Regions from separate parts of the Homo sapiens genome. Here regions 1 and 2 are each linked to region 3. Evidence: chromatin contacts called from ENCODE Hi-C or POLR2A ChIA-PET data. All regions are on one chromosome and are shown on one strand. The core of a region is the stretch at or near the end of the contact, and the rest is flanking DNA. Distances in the headings are between cores, read along the strand shown. Region 1 has its middle 6.3 kb from the start of SLC43A3. Region 2 overlaps LOC107984364 (a long non-coding RNA gene). Region 3 holds the start of P2RX3 (purinergic receptor P2X 3).

Evidence for each region. A loop is a pair of places that touch in the nucleus more often than their neighbours do. ChIA-PET counts read pairs that join two places held with the same protein, here RNA polymerase II (POLR2A). Pooled maps may share reads with other maps.
Region 1: a map of B cell shows a loop between it and region 3 (4-fold over the local background). The contact joins the enhancer-like site here to the promoter of P2RX3 in region 3. A Hi-C loop is called at or near these places in 20 of 168 maps with a recorded cell type or tissue (B cell, CD4-positive, alpha-beta T cell, CD4-positive, alpha-beta memory T cell and 12 more), 15 of 37 single-sample maps with no recorded cell type and 24 of 50 pooled maps. POLR2A ChIA-PET finds 5 or more read pairs at or near these places in 12 of 52 experiments (B cell, CD4-positive, alpha-beta memory T cell, CD8-positive, alpha-beta memory T cell and 7 more).
Region 2: a loop to region 3 is called in a pooled map, with 10 times the contacts of the local background. The contact joins the enhancer-like site here to the promoter of P2RX3 in region 3. A Hi-C loop is called at or near these places in 8 of 50 pooled maps. POLR2A ChIA-PET finds 5 or more read pairs at or near these places in 3 of 52 experiments (Caco-2, HEK293 and PC-9).

The regions. Positions count from the first base shown.
Region 1 is chr11:57,431,107-57,435,636 of GRCh38, reverse strand. No RefSeq gene overlaps it. Among named protein-coding and RNA genes, the nearest start is that of SLC43A3, 6.3 kb to the right of the region's middle. Within about 2 kb of position 3,161, at least 6 of the 41 ENCODE cell types and tissues checked have a DNase peak (open chromatin) inside an H3K27ac peak, as active enhancers do; they include heart right ventricle, where a contact is called at or near this core.
Region 2 is chr11:57,246,820-57,251,301 of GRCh38, reverse strand. It overlaps LOC107984364 (a long non-coding RNA gene), which reads left to right. Exons shown (of 3, transcript XR_001748067.3): 2 at 1,568-1,850; 3 at 3,594-3,948. Among named protein-coding and RNA genes, the nearest start is that of APLNR, 12 kb to the right of the region's middle. Within about 2 kb of position 2,126, at least 2 of the 41 ENCODE cell types and tissues checked have a DNase peak (open chromatin) inside an H3K27ac peak, as active enhancers do.
Region 3 is chr11:57,337,032-57,341,407 of GRCh38, reverse strand. It overlaps P2RX3 (purinergic receptor P2X 3), which reads right to left and starts at 3,056. Exons shown (of 12, transcript NM_002559.5): 1 at 2,739-3,056. The coding sequence starts at 2,857.

The DNA of each region.
Region 1 (4,530 bases), core at 1,912-4,411, 94 kb before region 3:
TTTTTGGCATCTGGTTTATTTTGCTCAATATCACATCTGCGAAATTAATCTACACTGTGTGTATGAAAGGTTGGTTCTTTTTGTTGTGATGCAGTATTCCGTCGTGTGACTACGGGACAATTTGCTTATCCGTATTCCTATCGGTGGGCATTTGGGCTGTTACCAGGTTCTGGCTGTTATGAATAAAGTTGCTATGGATATTCTTGTACACTACTTCTGGTGAGCGTATGCACTCATTTCGCTTATGTAAATATCTTGGGTGGAATTACCTGATCATAAGGTAGGTGTGTTGGCTTTGTAATGTGCTGACTTGGTTATGTTGAATTCCCTTTTTTGTGTATTTCTGGTTAGAGCGGAACATGAGGGTGTCTCTTCAGGGAATCTGGAGGGTGGAAGGGAAGCAGGAGTCGGTTTCTGGCTCACACATGTTGTGACTGAACTGCTGGTACACCTGGTTGGCATGGAGCTGGCTTCTCCTTTGGCGTTGCCTACTGTTGGGGCAGGTGTGTATGTGGTTAGCTCCATGCAATGAACCCGGGCTTCTGCAAAATACATTAACAACGACAGAGACAACAAAAGCTGATGTGGATTTAAAGGCTTCAGTTCATCCTCATGGGGTTCCAGTTCATACTTATGGGGCTCAGTTTGCTCTGTCTTGCCCACTTTATATCCATCTTCCTTTCCCAGTTGCCTGACCTGTGGAATTCAACTGCAACATGACATGCAAAGATAATAGCCTTACAAGATTGCTTAACTACCTCCTACAATTGAGTAAGGCCAAATCCCTGTAGCAATCCACAGAGAGAGTGGTTCCACATCCCTGGTTGAACTTGGCTGATTCATTAAGTGTTTGTTTAACTTATTTCGAAACTGCCAGACACTTTTCCAAAGTGGTTCTTACTGCTTACTCCCTCCAGTTGTTCTGCGTCCAAGCTCCACCTTGATATTTTCATTCTTTTAAATTTTACCCATTCCGGTGGGTGGATATACCTGATTTTTAAACAAGCTCTCCTTCAGCTTGTTATGAAAGCGAATGGGTAAGAAACTAGTCTGTGGAAAGACTTTAGTGCTTAAAGGATGCCAGTTTGATTTTCAATGATATCTTCACCACTTACTGGCTGTATGATCTTAGTTGACTTTTTATCTCTCTAGGCTTCAGTTTTTTCATCTATGAAATGAATTATTAATCATCGCTAACAAGTATTGACTGCTTACCAGATGGCAGACACTGTTCTGAGCACTTTATGTGTATTCCCTCATTGAATCCTCTTGACAGATGTTGAGGTGGGTGCTATTATTATCCCCAATTCAGAGAAGGGGAAACTGACTTAGGTAATCTGCCCGAGGTTGCAGAGCTTATAAGTAACAGAGCCAGGATTCAAACCCAGACGGTCTGGCTTCCAAGTCCATGTTTTTACCATCTCTGTCCCTCCATTATAAGGAAGCATGAGGATACAGTGACAACACAGAAGTGAATTCTCTGCAAAGGGCAACACAACTAGTATGTATTGATTATTCCTCTTCAGTGGGTCTCAATGGGAAATTGCCTTTCAGTTCTATTAAATACGCAGAAATTAATCTAAGCAAACAAGGAAACAAAAAGCCTTCCACAATCATGATAAATGCAGCCAGAAAGGTAAGATCTTCATAGGATCCAGAAAAATCCAGCACTGTCCAAAGGAGAGGACACCCAGATGGCTCCCTGCCTTGGATATTCTGATCCTTGGCAGGATGGAGGCTTTATAGAGGTATGTCAAGCTTCACCTATGTGTCAATCCATCAACTCCCTTCCCTCTGACTTTGTACTCAACAAAGAACCTTCTGGTATTGATTTCCTTTCCCAAAAGCCTGTCCTTCCTGAAAGAGATTGTGCTGACCAGTCAGCCTTAGGATTCCCATCTGCTGGGTGGTTTCATTTCTCAGTGTTAATTAATAAATTGCATTTCAGGTTTATCAATCAGTCTCTTATGAGTTTGTTTAGTGTGGGTCATTTCCCCTATACTTAATCACAACAACTAAGCTCCCAGGGAGGGGTAGGGGAGGGAACACCATTGGAGTAGTATAACAGAGATGTCCAAAGAATGGTATGAAAAGATATACTATCAGGCTGAAGAGGACACAGAGAGGACTTCTGTATGGGGAAGGGAACATCAAGACAGGATTCCTGGAGGCAGATCACATTGGCACAGGAAAAGAGGTACTTCAGCATAATGGTGAAAACATGGGCTCTGGATACTGGGAAGTCTATCTCTTCCCATTTACTGGCTGAGTGACTTGGCCAAGTTACTTCATCTCTTGAGGCCTCAGTTTCTTCATCTTTAAAGTTGGCATAATGATAGTACCTCCGCCTCCTTATGGGGTGGCTGTGGGCATCAAATAATAATATATATTACATATAGCTCTTAGCCCAATGCCTGTCCCAAAAGCAGCACTCAGTAAATGACTGTCATTACTGTTGTCATTATTAATACCCAAAAGGGTGCTTTCATTGAGAATTCTAGAAAGGCACACATTTGAGGCCTGCTGCCTCCCTGATGCCCCTGAGGCAATTTTGTCTTAAAAGGAATAAGGATTGAGTCTGTGTTTGCTTTAAGACCTGGAGGGCAGAATGCTTTTTGCAGATAGGGCTCTTTCCTTGAGAGTGGTCACAGCCCATCTTGCGGTTTTGCAGCCCACGAGGAGAGCTGCATGTACAATCTATAAGAACCCATCAGCCCCGGGAACTTCCGTGGTTTCTGAGTCACTCTCAGGCCACTTCAGCTTCCAAGCAGAGGCTCCCAGGGCGGACTCACCATATAGGCCTTTTCTGCCCTCTCCCGTGCAGCATCTGGAGGAACATTGCAGCACCCCACGACAGATCCCTGCTTAATGTCAGCCTCTGTACAGAGTCCCAGCATTTCAGCAAGTCAGGGCTAAGAGAGGTTCAGCACTCGCTTCACAGAGGTAGGAATGGAGGCCCCAAGAGAGAAAGGTGCCCGGGGCAGCCCACCCAGGGGGCTCCAGAGCCAGGACTGGACCCTGGGTCTCCCACTTCCTTGTCCAGTGCTCTGTCTACAGTCCGCAGTGGAGCCTTCCCTAATTTCACCACAGACTTGCTTCTGGTCTAATGCCATGCCTTGAGTATCATCTGGGGTTCCCATCCTACATGTGCTCTCCTGGCAAGTGGAGGTTCCCCTCCACCCCAGCTTCTCCTTCTCCCTCCAGCTAATCCCTACCCACTTCCCCATCCTCCAGCACCATGGAAACTGTTCCAGTCTCTTCCGGCTTCCCTTTGCCTTTTTCCACAACAAAAGTCCAGTGTTCAATCGGCCCCAGCAGTTTCCTGCTCTTTTCATCTTTGGGGTGTTGGGCAAAGCTCTCAATGTGAAAAACCCCGTTGTTTTCACTCAGGAGTCGTCTCCTTCTCCTGGATCCATTTCCTCTTTTCATGATCATGCGTGTGGGTGGGTGTGGTGTCTGTGTGAGCAGGGCAGGGAGACACAGAATCACAGAGAGGCAGCACTACTCTCTTGTTTTAATCAAGGGTGCTGTCTGAAAGAATTACCCATCTTCATTCCTATTAGTAATAACTGGTACCCCCATCAACCCGATTCCAGAACTCATGCTCTGTGTAGCTCTTGGGAAGCCTCCCAGGAAGGCTGGGTAGGGCACAGATTAAGAGCATCAGCTGGCTGGGCATGGTGGCTCACGCCTGTAATCCTAGCACTTTGTGGGGCCAAGGCAGGCAGAACACTTGAGCCCAGGAGTTTGAGACCAGTCTGGCCAACATGGCGAAACCCCATCTCTACAAAAAATGCAAAAAAATTAGCTGGGCATGGTGGTGCACGCCTGTAATCCCAGCTACTCGGGAGGCTGAGGCAGGAGAATCACTTGAACCTGGGAAGTGGAGGCTGCAGTGAACTGAGATCACACCATTTCACTCCAGCCTTGGTGACAGAGTGAGATGCTGTCTCAAAAAAAAAAAAAAAAAAAAAAAAAAAAGCATTAGTTTCAGTCAGAGCATCAGGTTTCTATCCCAGTCCTGACACTGCTACCTGGTGATGTTGGGGGAGTTGCTTCGTCCCTCTAGGCCTCAGTTGGCCCAGATAATAGATGCTAATAACAACACCTATCGTGAGATTCAGTGACAGATTAAGCAAAAAGCGCTTCGAATCAGATACATAGTCAGTGCTCAGTGCCCAGCAGGTATTATTGATATTCCTTATTTTTCTTCTCAGGGGTAGGACGTGCCTCCATGTTGACACAGTGTTCCCCAGCCTAGTCCTTAGAGTTGCAGGTTTAGATATTGTCAGTGCACTGAGGCATTCCTTTCTAGCAAAGTCTATCGGGAAGTGCAGTTACCAGTAAACAGTTGCTTGATGAACATAGAAGTGGAGCTGGGGCTTGGGAGGGTGGGTAGCAGTAGCCTCATAAGCCCTGGTGTGGTGGGGCTTGGGGCTCTGCTTTCTCTTAGGCCTGGCCCAGTGCTTCCAGTATCTGGTCTGGTGGGGGAGCTCTGTTTTCTGCATGGTGAAAGGGAGGCTGATCCAG
Region 2 (4,482 bases), core at 877-3,376, 89 kb after region 3:
GTGCTTGTCCTCTTGCCAATCCACTTTCGGCATACAGCCAGTGTGGCTTTTCTGTAACACCAACTGGATCATGTCACCATGCCCTGCCAATTAAAACCCTTCGACAGCTTTCCATTGCTTGGAGGATAAATGCAAAACTCCTCAAGGTGTCCCACAAAGCCCAGTGTGGTCTGGCTCCTTGTCTTCTCTTACAACACAGTCCTCATTGTCCTCTGTTCCAGCCTCTCCCACCTTCTTTCAGCCTCTGCTGTCTCAAGCTCCCAGCTTCTGCAGGAAGTACACGATCTGCCCAGTGCTTGCTGTAATTGTTCGTCATGGTTTTCACCTCTCTGCTTCTTATCCTGTAGCTCTCAGTACTGTTACCATTTTCTTAGGAAAGTCTTTCCAAATTTTCCTGACTAGGTCAAACTCCTATTATATATGTATCCACTCTTGGATTCCCCAACAGGCTGGCTAAACATCTCTTTCAGGCATTAGAGAAACAGGGTCACTCCCAATTTTTCATAACATGCTATTTGATTCCTTTTAGCATAAAATACTTTCAAAGATGTCATTATGGGAAAAATAAGGCTTTTGGGGATTTCTTTACACCTATCTTTAAATTGTTTGTTTTCATTTAAAATAGATTATGGAGGGGGCCATGATATTTTCAGTCCTTTGAAGTCTCTAAAAGTCAGACTCTAAAAATCCTGTCTGTGGACATAGCTTTCCTTGTAATACTTTGCACAGTTACAGCTTTACTTTTTTACATCATTCTTTAGTAGATGCCTCTGTCCCTGACAAGGCTCTATCTTTCGAGGGCAGAATCCTGGGTGGGGTTTTGATTTACCATTGAGCTTAGCATAGGGCCCCCTACAGAGGAAGGACTTAGTGGACATTTTTTGAGTGAGTCACAAAGCCCTGAAGCCCCAGCTCTGGCTCAGTCACTAATTAGCTGTGTCCCCCGCAACCTGTCTGTGCTGAAGTTCCCCTGTCTTAACAGAGTGGCTGCTGCCTGAGAAACAGGAAAACGTATTTCCAGAAAGAGAAAGAGGGAAAGGAAAATATACACACATATTTTAAGAGATTTGTCTAATTAAATCTGTGAGTGATCTTCAGGGTCCCAGGGCTGACATTGGAATAACTGGGAGGGCTCATGGATAAAGAATATCTCCATAGACACCTTCTTATGTGGGCCAACTCAACTGTGTAGCCACCCTTTTTCCCATGCTAAAATTAATGAGTGTATCGAAAGAGATTTCAGTGCAAAGTTCATTGAGATAAAAGATTCAGATAAGAGGCTCAGCAGAGAAACAGGTGAAAGGGAACATAAGAAATGCTCAATAAATGTTTTTAGTGGTGGGTAGAGAAATGAGTGGAAGCTGGAATCGCTGTCCTGCGAGAAGCCACAAGGTGGCGCTGGGTGCTCAGCAATGAGATTCCTGCCTCCAGAGATTTGGCTCAACTTTTCTCTATCAATGTCAGCTTATTAAAAAAAAAAAAAAAAAAAAAAGCAGTCTTTTTCTAGTCCATAATTTTCCTTAATAAAACAGGGTAACATTTTCCCTTTCATATGTTGTCTTTACAGAGTGACATGCTTGAGGAAGAGTGATGAATAATACTGAGGATGATTCAACGTCTCTTGGTTTTACTTCTGCACCACCCAAACAGAAAATAATTAGACAAGAACATTTCTTTTTCTATATCAGTGTCATAACATGTATTATTACAGTGCGGTGTAACCACATGTCAGAAGAGAATGTGTAGCTCAAAACACTGAACTAGGTGGAGAGGCCGAGGCCTTAATTCTCCAAGAGACTGGGACCTGTGCTGGGTTCTAGCGCCTGTTCAGCGTCAGAATCATCAGCTGGGTAAGTTCCTTTTGCTAAGGGTTCTTCTAGCCCCTGAGCCATAAGGTTCCAGGGTAGACAATTCCAGATACCACAGGGCCCTGGAATAAGGAGAGAGGTTGGGCTTAGGTGCACCCTCTGGGGTCTCAGGCTGCTGGGTCTGCATCCCGGTGGCGGGGCTGGAAGCCAGTGCTGGGACTCCTGGTGCTCAGAGGGAGGTCAAAGCTGAGTAGCAGCTCATCTCCACCAGAGGTCAGCATCACCGAGCCATCAGAGGCACAGCAGCCAAACAGCCAGGCTCAGGAGGCAGCTCTGTGCTTGAGCTGGCTCACCCATGTCCAGTTCTTCTTTCCACCTCCCCAACCATCCTTAGGGCCCGAGCAGTCCTAAGAGTGGGAGATGCTGTAGCACTAGTGTTGTGCCTTCTTGGCAAGGGTAGATTGCCGCTGGATACCTGTGGGACCCGTGGGACTGATGGGTCATTCATCAGCAGAGCCCCGCAGCATCTGGGGCAGCTACCTCTCTCTGTGCTCACACAAAGCTGTTGACTATCCCACTGGCTTCTGTCAAAGCCTCGGGCAGGCAGGGCAGGCACGTTCCACACTTCAAGGAACTAAGATGGAAAGTATCATTAAAGAAGAAGAATAAGAAAAAAATATGACTTTACAAACTGTTTAAGATTAAGAACTGTCTACCATGGTAGCTAAGACTGTAGATCCTCAAACCAGCCCTCCTAGGTCTGAATCCCATCTCCAATACTGAGAAATGGAGGGGCTTAGACAAGTTTCTTATTGTTTCGCATCTCAGTTTCTGCATCTGTAAACTGGGAATATTATCATTCCCATTTATCACTATTGATCCTCTCTACCCATTGGGTTATTGTGGGGATTAAATGAGATGATTGTAACAGAAAATATTAACTGAGCATTCGCCCTGTGCCAGGCATGGACCTAAGTCTGGTATCTAAGCCTATTATCTCAGAATTCTGACAATGCTGTATACGGTTACTCCTATTTTATAGTTGATGAAACAGATGCTTCATATGCTAGCAGAACTAGTATTTGAAACCAGCTATTTTTGCTTCCAGGGTTTACTTTTTAAATCATGGTCCTTCACTAGAACAGTGCCTGCTGACATGGAGTAAGCACTTAATAAATAAGAGCCATTATTATTATTATTAATAATTTTGTTTTAAGTTCTGGGATACATGTGAAGAACATGCCGGTTTGTTACATAGGTATACATGTGACATGGTGGTTTGCTGCACCTATCAACCCATCATCAAGGTTTTAAGCTCTGCATACATTAGGTATTTGTCCTAATGCTCTCCCACCCCTTGCCCTCCACCCCCCACCAGGCCCCAGTGTGTGATGTTCCCCTCCCTCTGTCCATGTGTCCTCATTGTTCAACTCCCACTTATGAGTGAGAACATGCTGTGTTTGGTTTTCTTTTCCTGTGTTAGTTTGCTGAGAATGATGGTTTCCAGCTTCATTCATGTCCCTGCAAAGGACATGAACTCATTCTTTTTTATGGCTGCATAGTATTCCATGGTGTGTATGTGCCACATTTTCTTTATCCAGTCTGTCATTGATGGGCATTTGGGTTGGTTCCAAGTCTTTGCTATTGTAAATAGTTACTAGTATTATTCACTAGTATTGTTATTGCTGCTATTGTGGAGTTATTCATAGCTTGATCTTTATGTCTATGGGTCAATGAGTAATTACAAACATGCTGGTTTTACAAATTATCTTTTTATCATCATAGCTGTGAGCCTACGTGAATTTTTCTCCACTCAATCTCATCATCCTTCAGACAGGCGGAGAGAGCGGGATCCATCTATGAGATTTCTCTGCTGAGAAATCTCCTCCCTCCCTCCAATGAAGCAACAGCAGGTCATATCTGAATGCAGAAGCATGGCCTTGTGCTGGGAAAACACATCCTGGCTGTAGAGCTCTCAGGCTTCTAGAGTCAAAGCCAAGGGTTCAAATCCTCTCTGTCTTACTCAGAAGCCACATGGTCCTGAGACAGTGAAGTAACTCTGTGAACCTCAGTTTACCAATCTGTAAGATGGGGATCATAATGTAAAAGATGGCATTAAAACTTACATTGGGAAAAAGCATTTGAGTGTGCTTATACAGTGCCTGGTAATAAACTTTACCTATTAGGATGCAATACACTACCTGTTACTATGGGAGTAATAGTAAGAGATGACTACCTAAGTCTGGTATCTAAGCCTAGTATCTCGTAGTTCTGACAATGCTATATACGGTTACCCCTATTTTAAGGTTGATGAAACTGAGGCTTCGTATACTAGCAGAACCAGGATTTAAAACCAGGCATTTTTGCTTTCAGAGTTCACTTTTTAAAATCATGGTCCTTCACTAGAACAGTGCCTGCTGACATGGAGTAAGCACTTAATAAGTAAGAGCCATTACTATTATTATTATTATTTTTTGTTTGTTGGTGACAAACTACCTGTAGTTGGAAAATTGGAATTGGAGTCTTCTCCTTAATATGGGCCTTTGGTCTGAAAAACTGCACCTGTTTCCTAACGAGCCTAACCCATTCTAACCCATCCTCAAAGATGCCTCCAGAGTGAGCATCCTAAGGCTTAGATATGATCCTTCAGCTCAGCACTATCCAATAGGACTAT
Region 3 (4,376 bases), core at 1,807-4,306:
GTGTTGCTGAGAAGTTCTCAGAGAAATGATGGACTCATGTTAGGCAGAGTCTAGGTTGTTGACCTGGTTGGGATGATGGGGAAGAGATTGAAGTATCAGTGAAATATTAACACTATAGCCTTAAAAATCCCTTCAAATTCGATTGGGTCCAAGCCACTGTCACCTCTCTGCATAAACTGCCTCTTAGCAGGTTTTCCTGCACCCACTCCTACTCCTTCCACTTCCAGGGAATCAGCCCAGGTGCTCTTCCCAACTCAGATCTCATCGTGTCTGTCTCTCTCTCTCTCAAACTCACGTGCACACACACACAAAAGTGCACACAGACACACGGGTTAAAATGCTTCCATGGCTTCTGTTTATTCATCTCCTGTAAAAACAAAAGCTCTCTAAGGGTGTCTGAGGTCCGGCCTCTGTGTGTGTTCCCATCCACCGTACACCACCCTCACTCATCTCTGCTCCCTCGGCTCCAGCCACAATGACCTTCTTTTCTTTCCCCTGTTTGCCAGCCTCCTTCCCTTTGCAGAGGTGGGTTTCTCTGCCCTGAACTCTCTTCCTTCCCTCTTTCACCTGGGCTGCTCTTACTCATCCTTCGGGTCTTGGCTAAAATGTCACATCTCCAGAAAACCTTCCCTTACTCCCTGACTGGGCCAAACACCTTCACAGAAGCGGCTCTCTATAACTGTGCACCTCTAAGCCACAGTTGACATTTCACGTTTGTGGAGATCATCAGATGAATGCCATCTCTTGCCTTCCGCTGTAAGCCCCAGGAGGGCGAGGACCCTGTCTGCTTTTGCCCACCATTCCGTCCTCAATCCACAGTGCCTGGCATGCAGAGATGCTGGTACATTTTTGCTAAATTAATGACGGTGGACTCATGAAGTCACAACGTGCATGGGTTCACATACACGGAGATGGGACTCAGGTCAGGGGGCTGGGCTGCAGAGGGCGCTGATGTAACTGGAAGGCAGTGTCCCGTGGGGAGCTGTCAGGCTAGGAGATGGATGGGGTTGGAAATTAAGATGCTAAAGAGCTTCGCACACTCGCTCCAGCAGGCTGGGCTCCAGCCCTGAGGACTGGAGGATTCTATCTGATCATGATGAGACAGAGACAAGGGCAGTGGGGGCTGAGCGGGCTGGTCTAGGAGCCCACTCTCTCCCCCATCAATCTCTGCCTGGAGCCAGTGGAGCCAGGCCAGAAGGGGAATGTGCTGAGCCAGATTTTGCACTCACCTGGGCCAACATACCATCTTGTGGCTATAAACAACCACAGCATTGAATATACACGTGAACACAGAACATTTAGGAACCAACTTTGAGCCAAGCTCTAGAGATGCAGACAGCGAACATTTGCAAACCTCGTATCTCACAAAACCTCAACATTGGAAGGGAACTTTGTGGCCATTTAATGCTATTCCAAAGCTTGAATCCCTTTTCTAAAATCTCCCAAAGGAGCACTGGATGGTACAGCCTTTTTACAATACCTGCCCACTGAAGCCTACCAGGGCTTGCCCAGCACACAGAGCAAAAAATCACCTAAAAAGTCACATCTAGCCACCTTTCCCTCCACACCCTCGCATAAACTTCAACATTTCAAGCAAGCAGGTTTGCATGCAGCTTCAGCCCACAGGCACACAGGATTCTCCTTTGACCTGCTTGAACTAACTCCTGACAGTCAGTGGATTGCTGCCTCAAATGCAAAGACCCATTGTCTGAAAGAACAGCATAAGATTGGAGACCCGCATGCCAGGAAAGAAAACCTTCGAGGTTTCTGCCTGTATTTCCTGGTGCCCACCAGTGTGTGGAAATGACCACAAGAAGGACAGGACCTGCATTCTTCCCCAGCCATTGTCTGCTCCACAGCCCTTTGTGTGCGTGTGTGTGTGTGTGTGTAGGTGTGTGCTTGCAGGCGGTGGGGGCTGAGGGGATGGTTGCACCTTCCTGGCTCTTAAGCAACTCCTAGGATGGGTTACATGGCACAGGGTCAGGGAGAGGTAGGGAACTTACACTTTTTGACAAAGGGGAGCATTTCTGGATTCCTGGGGAGGGAGCGGCACTATGTTCAGAAAAGCTCCTTTTCTCCTTGGCCACTCTTCCCTTGGGCCTCTGTTTGTTTCCTCATCAAGGGGCAGTTCCCTCTTTGTCCTCCCCTTCAAGAGCAGAGGGCTTCTCCCTTGCCCTTCTCTCTCTCACCATCTCACCCATCCATGCCAGAAGGAAATTCCTCATTCTAAAACAGATCCAGTTCTCTCTTTCCCTCCCGGCCACCAACTTGATCAACCTGCCACCACCCCCTTGTCTCAGTGCCTTCCCTTCCCTATTCCTGTGCTGTCTTGTCTTTTTGAGACCCCGAAGACTTGACTGAGGGGAATTCGAAGATGTGGGAGGGGGTCTGCCTGTTCTCTTGTTGGGGAGATGAGAGCAGGGAGGGTGGAGATGGAGCTCCTGAGCCCTCCCTCGGTGGAGGGCAGTGCCGGGGCAGGGACCCTACTACTCCGAGCGTGTGTCTTGAAACCAATCTCAACCCTGGAGGACGAACTGGGAAAAGAATTCACCTGGGTGAATTTAGGCCCTAGGTGGGGGTGGCAGAGGCCAGTCTTTAAGACTCGGCTCCACAGAAGAAACTGTTTCCCCCAGGAGCAGAGGAGCTCAGGAAGCTGGATGGTAGCACCGAGGCAGGAGGGTGAAGACGGGATACCAGGCAGCCCACCCCGCCAGGAACCTGAAAGGCCACAGACTCACCCTACAAAGTAGGAGATGATCAGAAGCTGAACTACTCGGTTGATGATCCCGATGGTCCAGCTCTTCACAACCACCGACTTGGTGGTCTCATAGGTGAAGAAGTCGGATATGCAGTTCATGCTGAGAGAGTGCTCAGGGGACACTCAGAAGGGGGCCCAGTGGTGGCCTCAGGAGAGGGAGGTCCTACAGGACAGGGAGACGAGATCACGACCTGGAGGGGGCAGCTTAGAGGGGTTGGAGGAATGGGGAGCCTGTCCCTTTAAGCCATGCAATCCTAGTGAGATTCTCTGCTCTTGATACTCTGGCTTCCAAGAGGCCAGGACCAGGGCGGGGGACCCCCTTTTTGTTCGTCTCCACTCCACTCCCCTGTGATGTCACAGCAGGGGTGGGGTCTCCAATCCTGGGCTCCTGATTGCCTGGGATGTAGCTGGCTGGAGCCCTCTGGGACTAATGTTTTATCTGCACTCTGTCTACTGTTTCTGTTCTGTTCTCTTCTGCAGCATCCTCATCCCAGCTCACCAGCTGCTCACACTCTCCCTAAAGCCCCTTGCAATTTCCCATCCCCCAGTCACCTAATAGCCTGCCTGAGCTAAGGACCCTCTTCATTCCTGAGTGTCTGCCAAATTCCACCCAGTTCTGCGCCGTCCCCTCCTTTCCTGAGTTGCCCCCAGTGGCATGGGTCAGGGGGAAAAGGTCTCTTGAAAGTTTTTCTGGGTCTTCTGGGGTGTGATGAGTAAAGAGTCACATATTTCTAACTCCAGCTGGTAATGAGCTTCGCTCTACCTGTAGCATAGCAGTTAGCACGTCTTTTTTGTTTTGTTTTCTTTTTATTATTATTCTTATACTCTAAGTTCTATGGTAAACCTGCACAACGTGCAGGTTTGTTACATATGTATACGTGTGCCATGTTGGTGTGTTGCACCCGTTAACTGTAAATATACCCGTCATTTACATTAGGTATATCTCCTAATGCTATCCCTCCCCACTCCGCCCACCCCGCGACAGGCCCTGGTGTGTGTGATGTTCCCCACCCTGTGTCCAAGTGTTCTCATTGTTCAATTCCCACCTATGAGTGAGAATATGCGGTGTTTGGTTTTCTGTCCTTGTGATAATTTGCTCAGAATGATGGAGTCCAGCTTCATCCATGTCCCTGCAAAGGACATGAACTCATCCTGTTTTACAGCTGCATAGTATTCCACGGTGTATATGTGCCAACTTCTTTTTTTTTTAACTGTCACTTTATTTATTAAAGTCATTTGTTAGATTATGTTTTCCTGAAAGGTTGGGGCTGGGTTTTTTTTTCTGTTTTTTTTTTTTTTCTTTCTTTCCTTCCCTTCCTTTTTTTTTTCTTTTTCTTTCTTTCTTTTTTTTTTTTTTTTTGACAGAGTCTCGCTCTGTCACCCGGGCTGGAGTGCAGTGGCACAATCTCAGCTCACTGCAACCTCTGCCTCCTGGGTTCAAGCAATTCTCATGCCTCAGCCTCCTGAGTAGCTGGGATTATAGGCACCCGCCACCACGCCTGGCTAATTTTTGTATTTTTAATAGAGACGGGGCTTCACCACGTTGGCCAGTCTGGTCTCAAACTCCTGACCTCAAGTGATCTCCCTGCCTTGGCCTCCCCAAGTGCTAGGATTACAG